Linked DNA regions of Homo sapiens: region 2 is linked to region 1. A link is a contact called in ENCODE Hi-C data. All regions are on one chromosome and are shown on one strand. Each heading gives the region's core, a stretch centred on a gene start or an enhancer-like site at or near the end of the contact. The rest is flanking DNA. Distances are from core to core; before and after follow the strand shown.

What was found. A loop is a pair of places that touch in the nucleus more often than their neighbours do. Pooled maps may share reads with other maps.
Region 2: a pooled map shows a loop between it and region 1 (6-fold over the local background). The contact joins the promoter of LMO2 here to the promoter of HIPK3 in region 1. A Hi-C loop is called at or near these places in 3 of 37 single-sample maps with no recorded cell type and 8 of 50 pooled maps.

Annotation. Positions count from the first base shown.
Region 1 is chr11:33,254,293-33,260,518 of GRCh38, forward strand. It overlaps HIPK3 (homeodomain interacting protein kinase 3), which reads left to right and starts at 3,089. Exons shown (of 17, transcript NM_005734.5): 1 at 3,089-3,597. RefSeq lists silencers at 2,844-3,173, 3,434-3,773, 3,844-4,043 and enhancers at 4,384-4,433, 4,474-4,563.
Region 2 is chr11:33,888,114-33,894,289 of GRCh38, forward strand. It overlaps LMO2 (LIM domain only 2), which reads right to left and starts at 3,963. Exons shown (of 6, transcript NM_005574.4): 1 at 3,682-3,963. LOC105376621 (a long non-coding RNA gene) reads left to right here and starts at 5,833. Exons shown (of 3, transcript XR_931176.3): 1 at 5,833-5,922. RefSeq lists enhancers at 3,419-3,528, 5,906-6,075.

The DNA of each region.
Region 1 (6,226 bases), core at 1,839-4,338:
TGCTGGGATTACAGATGTGAGCTACCATGCCCTCCCCCAGCCTGCATTTTTGAGAGATCTTAGCACTATGAGAAATTTTCCTTAAAAAAAAAAAACAACCCTCAAACTTTGTAAAATAGCTACATTAGGGGCTTTGGGAGATTATCTAGATGTTTGTGTTCAGAATAGATTTGAAAGCCAGGCGCAGTGGCTCACACCTGAAATCCCAGCACTTTTGGGAGGCTGAGGTGGGCGGATCACTTGAGGCCAGGAGTTCCAGACCAGTCTGGCCAACATAATGAAACCGCATCTCCATACTAAAAATAAAAAAAAAATAGCTGGCTGTGGTGGTGCGTGTCTGTAATCCCAGTTAGGTGGGAGGCTGAGGTGGATGGATCCCTTGAGCCCAGGGAGTTGAGGCTGTGGTGAATGGAGATCACACCACTGTGCTCCAGCCTGGGTGACAAAATTAGACTCTGTCAGGTCAGGAGATCAAGACCATCCTGGCTAACATGGTGAAACCCCATCTCTACTACAAATACAAAAAATTAGCTGGGCGTGGTGGCACGGGCCTGTAGTCCCAGCTACTTGGGAGGCTGAGGCAGGAGAATCGCCTGAACCTGGGAGGCGGAAGTTGCAGTCCCAGCTACTTGGGAGGCTGAGGCAGGAGAATCGCCTGAACCTGGGAGGCAGAGGAGCTGATATCGTGCCTCAAAAAAAGAAAGATTTGAAGGGGAAGAGATTAGAGGTAAAGAAATTAGGTTAGGAGACAATAGGTATAAAGTGAAGGGGGGCTGGAATATATCATTTACTTATTTTGCAACATTTACTAAGGTCTTACCACAAGTCAGGCACTGTATTAGGCACTTGCAATATAATGGTTAAAAAAAAAGATGAGGCCGGGCGTGGTGGCTCATGCCTGTAATCCCAACACTTTGGGAGGCTGAGGTGGACAGAGCACGAGGTCAAGGGATCGAGACCATCCTGGCCAACATGGTAAAACCCCGTCTCTGCTAAAAGTACAAAAATTAGCTGGGTATGGTGGGGCATGCCTGTAGTCTCAGCTATTCGGGAGGCTGAAGCAGGAGAATTGCTTGAACCCTGGCAATAGAGCGAGACTTCATCTAAAAAAAAAAAAAGATGAATGAATCCCCTCCTGGAATATATAGTGTAGTGAGTAGCAACATGCAGGAGATAGAAAGGAAAATAAATCCTTGTCTCTCATTTCCATCTCTTCATGGATGTAGCAAATACAGGGAATGGAAGCCTTCCATTAGAGATGGCCTCCTTAAATGTCTGCAAAAATTCTGAAATTTGAAGTTCTAGTGGAATAGTTTCTCTGTTCCTCCTGACAGATTTTTCTACTATTGTAGCTTTCTCCGTTGAGTAAATGATTTTATCCTCTTTGATTCTTTTGACTATTGTTCTTAAGAAAAATAAAAAGTAACGAAATACTAAGTGAAAAGGAATGGTTCATAGGCTATCTCTCTGAAAGGCAGCCATTGTTTTGTTCTTCTATATTGGAAGCCTTTTCAGCTGGTTATCCTCTCTAACCTGAAAACAACTGTCATTCGAAAGTGTTATTTCCAGTGGCCTCAGGGCATACTATCCTTTCTCTTTTATTTTATTTTTTGAGACAGAGTCTCTCCCTGTCGCCCAGGTTGGAGTGCAGTGGCTCAAGCGATTCAAGCGATTCTCTTACCTCAGCTCTCGAGTAGCTGGGATTACAGGCGCCCGCCACCACGCCCAGCTAATTTTTGCATTTTTAGTAGAGACCAGGTTTCACTATGTTGGCCAGGCTGGTCTTGAACTCCTGACCACAGGTGATCCACCCGCCTCAGCCTCCCAAAGTGCTGGGATTACATGTGCGAGCCACCGCGCCCGGCCTCCTTTGTCTCTTAAAGGCATTATCCAAAATACTCATCTTCCGGTTTGAAGAGCAGCAGGGATTAAATGTGTATTATGTATGCAGCAATTTGCCACTCCCTTTGCCCTGCCCCAGTTACTGCAATAGAAAATTTCTGGGAATAAATACATCTCTGGTAAATTCAATCTTGCTAGTGAAGATTATGAAGGAAACAAAGAAAGGACACTTCCATTCCAGAAAGGTGTTTGTTTCCCAAAAGGTTAGACATTGATTCAGAACAAAGGGAACCTGAGGAAACGGGTATAAAAGAAAATCAACTCTGAATGTGAGGTATTAGAAAGCCATTTGTTTCCTAGGGAAAAGGAGGAAAGATGGGGTGGGAGACATGGGCTTTACTGTATAACCTTGGTCATGTCACCTAAACTTCTTGGAACTCCTGAGTGTAAGAGTTGGGACCAAGGATCGCAAAGCTTCTTTCATTCCTAAAATTCTATGGTTCCACGATTATGTAAGCTGAAACAGGCCATTCTGTTGATTTCCTAATCTCCAGGAGGAAAGAAACTAGTCTTTGGGAGTTAAACCGACTAATTTAACGGAGAATTACCAATGTGGAGGTGGGCGAACTTCACAATTATGGGGTTTTGGACAGTAGAGATGCTCTTAAAATTTCCAAGAGGACCCTTCCCCCGTCCTTGAACCTGGCTTTACAATTCTCTTCACTCTTTGGGATAGGGGAGCGGGTAGAACCTAGTTTAGATTGAGGTCGTTCATTTGAGCATTTCCCCTTTACTTATTTTGGGACCTTTAACGACCAAATGCCGAGAAACAGATCCTTAATTACGGTTCCGGGATCTCGAAAGGCCTGTAAAATCCTGCTTCCGCATCTTCATCCTTTCTTCGGGTATTGGGATCTTTTTTAAAAATGTGTATTTCTGGCGGAGGGGGCATGGAGTGAGGTTCAGAACAGCAGAGCCGGGCTGACGGATGCTTCTTTCGCGGGAGGCTTGGCTTGCGGGACTCCGGGTTGGGGCCGCACGGGCTGGCAGGCGGGCTCCGGGCAACAAGGGCGCGGCTGCGGACTGGCGGGCGGACCCCGGGGAGGGGCTTCACGGAGGCGCCGCGGCCGGAGCGGAGCGGAGCCGCCCGGGCTGGGCGCGCAGCGCTGCCGGGCGGGCGGTGGCGCTGCGGAGGCGGTGGCCGAGGCCGACGAGCGCGGAGGAGGGGCCCGAGGCTGGGGCGGCTGGTGGCAGCTGCCTCAGTGACGACTGCCGGCATCGCGGCGACCTGAGGAGATCAAGCCGCAGGCCCCGCCGTCGCCACCACTCCCGCCAGTCTTCCTTCTCCGCTCCCGGCCGGGGCGTCAGGAATGGGCCCCAATCGCCGTGGGCCCCGCACCCTGCGTCGCCCGTAGGCCCCAGTAGCCGGAGGCCGACCGGCCTCCCACTACCCCTCGCCCTAGCCAAGCCGTCCCCACCCCAAATCCCCGGGAAGGAAGATGAGGGAGACGGGCCCGGCGCTTAGCAGCCAGAGCAGCAGCAGCAGCAGCAGCGGTCGGGGGAGGGTGTTTCGCCGTTTCCTCTCAGCCGCCAGGACAAGATGGCAGCGGCCGCGGAGAGGGGCTGAGCCCGGGCTGGGTGGTGCCGCCTGCTGAAGCGCCTGGCTCCCGGTCCCCGGCACGGCCCTGCGCCCCACCCCGGACATGCTCAGGGCTGCGGCCGCCCGAAGAGGAGAGAGCGCGGGCCTCTAGGAAGGTAAGGGAGTCGAGCGAGGGGCGCCGCCACCCCGGGGTGGGGGGATCGGCTCCGTCTGCGGGCTCCGCGGCCAGCGGACCCCAAGCCTGACCCGGGCCTGGCCCGACACCTCCGGCGCAGCCCGCACTCATTGCGCGTCCCGTGCCCCATCCGCATCCCCAGCGCTCTCGTGCTCCCAGTTTCCGCCCTAGCCCCTGCAGTGTGGCCCGGTATGAGCCGCTCCCTCGAAGCCGGCGCCACGCCAGGCCCTGGGCCGCCGGACGCGGGGGCCGTAGCCTCCGGGAAGCCGCGCCTGGCCGGGGCCCGGGGGCCTCGGCCCCCCCTCCCCCTGCCAAGGTTGCGCAACGGCTCTTCCCAGCAACCGAAGTTTTGTTTAGTCCCACGGGGAGCCTCTCTTCCCCCTCCGCAGTCCTAGGCCGTAACTACGGAGATCCCTTTCCTTTCATTAAGGGGAACAAACAAACGCGCAGGCACGCAGCTTGAGCACCCCAGCCGATGGCCGCGTCCCGGGCTTTGTGGCCCCGTCCCCAGCGTCGCGGAGCAGCGGGTTTGCAGGGTGTCAACTCTGGGGACGTGCGTGCGTGTGTGTGATTGTTGGGGAGGAGAAATGTGATCCGCGGCTCCGCGTCCCCAGCGGCGGCGGGAGGAAGGCGTGGCGGCCGCGCGGCGGGGCTGTTGCCGGCTTCTCTCGTTACGGTGGCTGCCGCCCGCTTCCCTTCGCCGCACTGGGAGAACTGGCGGAAAGACTTTGGATGAAAATGTCTGTTTCTCTGTCGGGAGGGAGACGGCTGTTGTAAAATGGTATGTGGCTCTCGGGGAATCCTGTTGTTCCCGTCTCATCTCTGCTTGAGGAATTGCGCTGAAGAGTGTGTGCGTAAATTACCTTGGACTTGTTACAGAGTAGTCGTAACACGTTCAGGCCTTGAACCGTGTTTTCACAACCTCTTACTGCCCTGTTAGGGAATTTGTTTTTCCACCTGTCAGTTGGCTGCTTCTAATTATAATAAGGGGCTTCTATTAGCAACAGCAAAAAATTTCAGTTTATCGTCCAGTTTAGAGGGAAAGCGCATGGTTGGCTCTATTGTAAACTTTGTTTTGATGTCTGTCTGGTACAGGGCCGGAAAAGTTAGCTGGCAAACCAGTCTGCGTGTGCTTTTGCGTACTTTCTAGTAGTTTGGAGATCTGCTGACACTTTTTCCCTTTTTGCTATTTTAGGTATTTGCTTTTAGCTGTAGCTTCTGAAGTGGGAGTACTTATATTCATTCAAACCATCTCAGTTAATTTCAAAGTTTTAGTTGCTGGGCTCTTTAAAATTTTTAAAGAGGTTTCCTTTCTGATCAAATTTTTGATGAAAAGTCTTGAGCCGTAACGGTGGTTACTGCTTACCCAACTAAGACATTTTAATCCTATATTATTTAATTTTTCAGAAGCTGGTGAAGTCTCACCATATGTTTGATAAGTCTAGATTCTGCTTATGTTTGCAAGTGCAGTGCTAATTTTATACAATGAGCAATGATAAGGTTTAGATAGGTCATGATTAAACTTAGTATTTTAAGTAAACAAAATATGACTGACCTTTTGTAAAAAAAGTTTTCATAGTTTTATTGATTATCTTATGCTTTCGTGCCACTTATCAGTAATTGCAATTTTACCAGCCAGATACAGTTATTTAGTTTTAAGTCAATGAAATATTTCTTGGTGTATTTATGGCTGCATTCATAAAGTGTAGAGGACTTTTATTTCTGAACTATAATGCTTAACCTGTTTGAGATTTTTCTTTTTTGAAATTTACTTATTTAAAATTTATGTTAAGGCAGAGATGTGTTGAAATATTTGTGATGTTTGGGCATGTCTTTTTTTTTTTGTACTTATGGAAAAATTTGTTCCTTAATCCCCCCCTCTGCCTCCCGCCCCCCGCCCCAAGGGGATCTCTTTTCTAAGAAAAAAGTATTTGTGGAGAACCTTAGATTAAAACTGTTGTAAAAAAGTAAGATGAGTTTGAAATCTAGAACAGAACTGGCCATTAAATGTTTCAACTTTATATTTGGGCATTGCTGACTACAGTAGCTAAACATACATATTAGGCAAGCAGATCATAACATGATAAGTCAGCCTTACTTAGTTTATTGTCAAAATATATTTTCCATTGAACTAGTCATTACCTTGCTTATAAACTGGTCATTGGCTTTTGGGCATGGGATTTTAGAGTCACATTAAAATGGATGGTTTATATGAGATACTTCTTCTTGTAAACATGTTTGAAAAGAAGCTGTAGATCATACTCTTAACTTTTTGGATACCATAAAATAGGGTGTAAATTACAGACGTAGGTTGCTGTTGCAAGTATGGCGTGGGCACATAGGTTTTTATGTTTAATGCAAGATATGGAGAGCCTCCCTGCACCCCCTGCAACTTAAAAAAGCAGCAGCTATCAAATTAATTTTTTGATTGAACTTTTGTTTTTAATATTTGATGCATGAACCTGAAAGCATATGGAAAGGAGGAAAGGGAAAATGTAAATTTCAGAATGCCGCAATATTATTTTTCAGACCTGATTCACATCCATTTCATGGAATGCTTGTTTGCATGTTATTTTTTATTTGAATGCTAGTACGACTTATCCTGGTAA
Region 2 (6,176 bases), core at 2,713-5,212, 630 kb after region 1:
GAGCTATAGCCAGGCAGCTGCAGGGCCATTGATAGAAGCTGCCATGGCTTGAGCACTTGCTCTATGCATACTCACGCAAGCGCATTCGTATATGATCTCGCTCATCCCTCACACTGAGGTCATTTGTGGGATGCAAATGGCCAGCCTTATGCTTCTGCCCCATCCACACAGGTCAGGGGCCATACTCTGTGCCACTGCCAGGGGGATCCTTTCATAACCTGCATCAGATCATTTCGCTCCTCTGCTTGAAGCTCTCCCAAGGTTTCCTTCTTGCCCAGAGTAAAAAGCCAAAGTCCTATAAGGCCCTGCATATCTGGCTCTAGCCATCTCTGTGTCCCCTTCTCTTACACTCCCTTCCTCCTTCCCTCCCTCTGCTTCATCCACACAGGACCCCTTGTCATTCTTCAAACTCTTGCTTTAGGGCCTTTGCTCTTCTCCTTCTTCCGGGAACATTCTTCCCCAGATGTGAGTTCTTCTTATTAGAAAGGTCTTCCTTCATCACCTGAGTAAGACACTAATAACCCGGGCCAGCGCATTCCATTTTCCCTCACTCTGTGTTATTTTTCTCCCTAGCACATATTGCCATCTGGCATACTATATGTGTACTTGCTTATTTGATTGGTGTCTGTCTCCCCCTCTCAAGTTTGTAAGCCCCTTTCAGGCAAGAGCAATGTTTGTTTTGTTGACGTCTACGTATCCGCAGTGCCTAGAACAGTTCCTGCTGTGTATGAGGCGCCCAGTAAACACTTGCTGAGTGGATGAATGAAGTGTGTATTATCATCCTGATTCAATGAAAGGGAAAACTGAGGCTCAGGAAGGGTACGCAACTTCTCCAGGCAGGACAGCTAGTAGTCGCCAAAGCCAGGGTTCAAGTCTGACTACAAAGCCTGTCCTATTTCCGTTAGGGTAGAATACCCTCGAGGAGTCTTGGATCTTTGTAACTGAGAAAATGGATCTTTAATAAACAGAAATGGGGAAATTGAACAGGTTTGGGTAATAGGGGAAAGATGACAAGGTCATTTGGAGCTCTGCTCTTCTTTGAGTGCAGTGGGACCTCAGAGGCTAGGGGTAGCCATTTGAGCATCTCCTGTGTACCAGGCACTGTACTGGGCACCAAGAATTTAAAAATAAACAAGACACCGTCCCTACCCTTGAGGAGCTCACCAACTAGGGGTGAAATGTCCAGGACACACTCTCTGAGTTCCTAGGGCTGCAGCTAACCTTAGCCAGACCAGAGCACAGATGAGCTCGCAGCCAGACTCTCCAGGCCAGATACGGGCCAGGCAGCAGCATCCGTTCAACAGAATCGCTGAGCAGTTCTGTTGTGCCAGACAAAGCAGTCACACTAGAGATACAGAAGCAGGTCAGACAAGGGTCCATTCTCAGAAGCTCACAGCAGTGAGGAGGAAGCATCCTTCACTCATTTGTTCATTCATCTGTCAGCTAGAAAACAAGTACTTGCCATGTGCCAAACACTCCTAGGCTCTTGTTATAAAACAATGAAGAAAAGAGACATGATCCCTACATTCAAGGAACTTACAACCTAGTGGCGATGTGGAGAAAAGGAAACTCTTATACGCTGTTGGTGGGAATGTAAATTAGTACAATCTCTAGGAAGAACAGTATGGAGATTTGTCAGAGAACTAAAATTAGAACTACCATTCAATCCAGCAATCCCACTACTGGGTATCCATCCAAAGGAAAAGAAATAATTAGATACCTGCACTTGTATGTTTATCGTAGCACTAGTCACAATAGCAAAGATGTGGAATCAACCTAAGTGTCCATCAATGGATGATTGGATTTAAAACTGTGGTGTATATATATGCAATGGAATATTATTCAGCCATAAAAAAGAATGAAATCATGTCTCTCGCAGCCACATGGGTAGAACTGGAAGCTGTTATCTTAAGTTAAAAAAGTCAGACACTGAAAGACAAATATCACACTGTTCACTCATAAGTGGGAGCTAAATAATGTGAACACATGGCATTAGGGTATGGAATAATATACACTGGAGACTCAGAAGGGTGGGGGGAGGATGATGAGAAATTAATTAATAGGTACAATGTGGTGATATCAATCTGGTGATAGATATCAATAGATATCAATCTGGTGATAGATACCAATAGATATCAATCTGGTGATAGATACCTTAGAAGCCCTGACTTCAAGACTATGCAATTTACGCTTGTCACAAAATTGTACTTGTTCCCCATAAATTTATGTAAGTTTTTTTGTTTTTGTTTTTGTTTTTATGAGATGGAGTTTCTCGTCACCCAGGCTGGAGTGCAATAGTGCCATCTTGGCTCACTGCAACCTCCGCCTCCCGGGTTCAAGCAATTCTCCTCTCTCAGCCTCCCGAGTAGCTGGGATTACAGGGATGAGCCACCACGCGTGGCTAATTTTCATATTTTTAGTAGAGACAGGGTTTCACCATGTTGCCCAAGCTGGTCTTGAACTGCTGACCTCAGGCGATCTGCCTGCCTTGGCCTCCCAAAGTGCTAAGATTACAGGCGTTAGCCAATGTGCCCGGCCTGTAAGTTTTTTAAAAACCTAGAGGTGAGTAATTATAATAAGTGATATTATTATTATTATTACTCTTAACAACAATGACAATGATGACTGATGAGGGCTAAGTACCAGCTACTATCCAAGCACTTCCATGATTTATTTCTATTATTTCTCACAATGACCCTATGGGTACCCCTATATTACAAATGAGAAAACTGAGGCTGCCATCTTTCTAAGGTCTAAAGTGATTTTCTGGGAGCACAAACAAGAGCTTAATTAATTTTAACAGATAAAGACAGAAAAGGCTTCACAGAAGATTCACCTTTTCAGGGCAACCTAAAGAAGTATGGGTTGGTTTTCTTTAAGCTGAAACATTACGGCAAGAACCTGGAGTAATATCTGCTTCAAAGGGGAGTTATGCAAAGTCAACAAGAGAAGACGTGTAAAACCCAAGCACAGTACCTGGCACAAAGTAGATGCTCCCAAATCTTTGTTCCCCTTCATTGATCCTCTGTGATGGAAGGAACTTGTAGCCACTTTCCTCATCCGCCTTGGTTTTTCAAAAACACCCTTTGAAGTTATAACCTCCTTGGGAGCCAAGGCTTCTCTGAAGCACCCCATTACAATCTTTGCCCTCAACTCAGAACTGGAATGTGTTTGAAAATGCTAACAAGGGCAGCAGCCCCACCTCTTCGTCATTGCCTAAGGTTGTTAGGCAAACACACACACACACACACACACACACACACACACACACACACATGCACACACACTCACACAGTTGCTGGGGAGATCATGGTAAACACAAGCCTCTCTTTTGGATCAGAATAATTGAGTGGTCTCCCTTTGTGGCCAGTGTACAGGAACAAATTAGATGGGTAAATTAGCAGTTCCCGAAGACATTAGCAACCAGCGGCTCACACAGCAAGCGCCTGACTCACCGTGGGGCCTCTCCAAGTCACAGCCTATGAATAGATGCTCTTCCTCCCTCCGAAAGAGAAGCCAGAGTGCCCGGAACACCACAGGGGAAGCTTGAAGACTTGTACCCCTTTGGAGTCTTTTTATTTTAAAAGACCAATTTAATCACCACTTCTTCTGGCTCCTTGAAGATGAAAAAAGTTCCCTTGCAATCGTCCATTCATCAGAGAATTAATGAAGCCTACTCACCAGCAGATGATGTAATCCTGGTGGCTTCCCCCATCAGATCTAGGCTGCCTGCCCCACGGATACCTTCTGGGCTAATTGCCTGCTTTGCACCTGTTCCTTCTCGGGAGGCCCTGGCACCCTAGCACCTGGTGCCTGTGCCATCTCCCCTCTCTGCCAGGACACCCAGAGGCCCTTGTGAATAGCAAAGCCCACTTAACGGCTGAGGGCAGGTGGGGGTATTTCCTTCTCAATTCTGCTCAAGGCCCGTTGCTGTTCTTTGAGGATGTTGCAAATCCAGGGTTTGGAGGGCTGGGCCTCTTGGTGGCCTGGTTGTCTATCTGATAGGGCGGAGCCTTCACCCTTGCAGCGAGCTCTCTCACACCAGATGTGCTCTGCGTGGAATCCTAGGCCATCAGGGGATTCCTTAGCAAGCCCTGCAGGACCCAAATCCTAACTCAGACCCTCATCCTCCTACTCAGAATGTGGAGACTTGTGATCCTCAGTTTGGACGAATTCCAAGAGACCTTCCAATTCCCAGAGGCCATCTTTGGTTCTGTTCACACATAGCTCCCTCTCCCTCCTAGGCCTTCTCCCTTTGAATTTCTCCCCTACACCATCAGCCTGTATTTACTTCTCCTTCTTGCTTAATGCATGACTATATTATCCCAGTTAAGGGGGTCTGCAGGTTTTATCAGAAAGTTCAGAGGCTCACATGACCTGGATTGGAACTTGGCTCAGCCACTGACTAGCCAGACAAACTCAAATAACGTACACAGCTTCTCAGCACCTCACCCCCTCATTCATAAAAAACAGGGACAATGGTACCCACTTTGCAGGGTTGTTGAGTGGATTAAATTAAACAACACAAGGAAAGAGCTTTCCTAAGTTCCAATGCTATGTAACACACACAGTATTGTCTTACCCAGCAATAATTTCGGTGCACGGATCTGATCATCTCTTAATTAAATATTGAATTCTCCTAACACGGTTCTTTTTTTGAACCCCTCAGGGTCTGAACAGTTATAAGTGCACAGAAGTTGGGTCTTTATGAGCTGAATAAAAGGAGACTCCGGCTGTCTTCTCTTTTGTCCTTACCATAAAGCTCTTGTCAGCTGCTCTCCTGGCCCTGCCTCTGACCCTGGGCTTTGGGGCCACTATAGGCTCTCCTTTCCTTGTCCCCCTCTGAGTCCTGAAGTCCTGGTTTGCAATCTGCTGTTGCAGTTCTCTGGAATGGCTGCTTCCCCATGCGCCCCTGTCTGTCAGCTACCTCCCCCGCATGCATGTCTGTCTGCTGGGCAAGGCCCAATTCCGAGGTGACAGCTCACCGGGCCTCACCCACAAGTCTCTTCCAAGCATTAGCAGCCCACCCCAGTCCAAAGATATCTTTTATAGCTGATCTCTGGTGGCACCTCCTACCTTCCAATTAGGAGCCTGTCAACACCCAGGCCATCACTCTTCCTGCAGTGTCTGACAACACACACGCCTGCCGCGGCTGCGCCGGGAGAGTCAAGCAAAATTGTTTCCATGGTGGTGGTGGTGGCCTGAGCACAAGAGTTGAAATCTAGGTGAATCTGAATCTAGTTCTGCCTTCTCACTTTGCAAGGAGGTGTCTTATTTCTCTTTGAATTGGCAGCACCAAGCATCATGCCTGGCACACAGTAGGTACTCATAAATAAACACGTGTAAATCAAAAAGGCCGAAGATACATTGCTAGCTTGCAGACTCCCTTTCTCAATGTCTAATGATATCCAGTTCATTTCTTTCTCTTACATGTGCAAATCAGAAAGTTAGCTCATAACTCATCTGTTGTGACTTTTTCTTTCCTTTACTTTTGTGGTTGAAAATAAATTTACCCCAGAAAAGAGAGAGAGAAGGTGCCTGATTCCTTTGTCCTCCCTCTTCGATCCTCTCTAAATCCCTGGGTCATGGTAAGACTCTCTGAAATTCAGGGCCATTTTCAGACACTGGAGCCAATGAGGGAAGTATGACACAATCGAACATTTTTCTTATCTGGCAGTGTGGTCTGGTGGTTAGCATACGGGCTCTGCCAGTCGGAAGTCTGCCTTTCTATTTCTGGGGCTTAGGGGAAACCATGAAGCAACAGTCTTAGCAGCCCACTCACTCTTGCTTTCTCTTTCTCAATGTAAAATTGAGTTCACATTGGACCTGCTTACCCACAGCAGTCACCAGCTCAACCAGGGAAGGAAACGCACCACCCTGCTAGCCCTGCTTCAGCCTTGGGTGAGGCTGTGAAGGCTGGTGGTAAGCCGATGAAAGATAATCCAAAGAAATGAAAGTGAGGGTGATGAGTAGGAGAGCGGTTTGGGGCTGAGGGTACGAAGATGCCATGATGACTGACTTAACCACATCAAACTAAACCATGTCTCCTACTACAATTCACCAGCCTGAAATTGTGAGAGGATCTCGGGCGCGGAGATTTCGCTGGCTAAGGGGCACCCTGTGTGCCTACAAGAGGAGGTGGGAGGGAAGTTAACCTTGCGTTGTCCTCCAGGGCG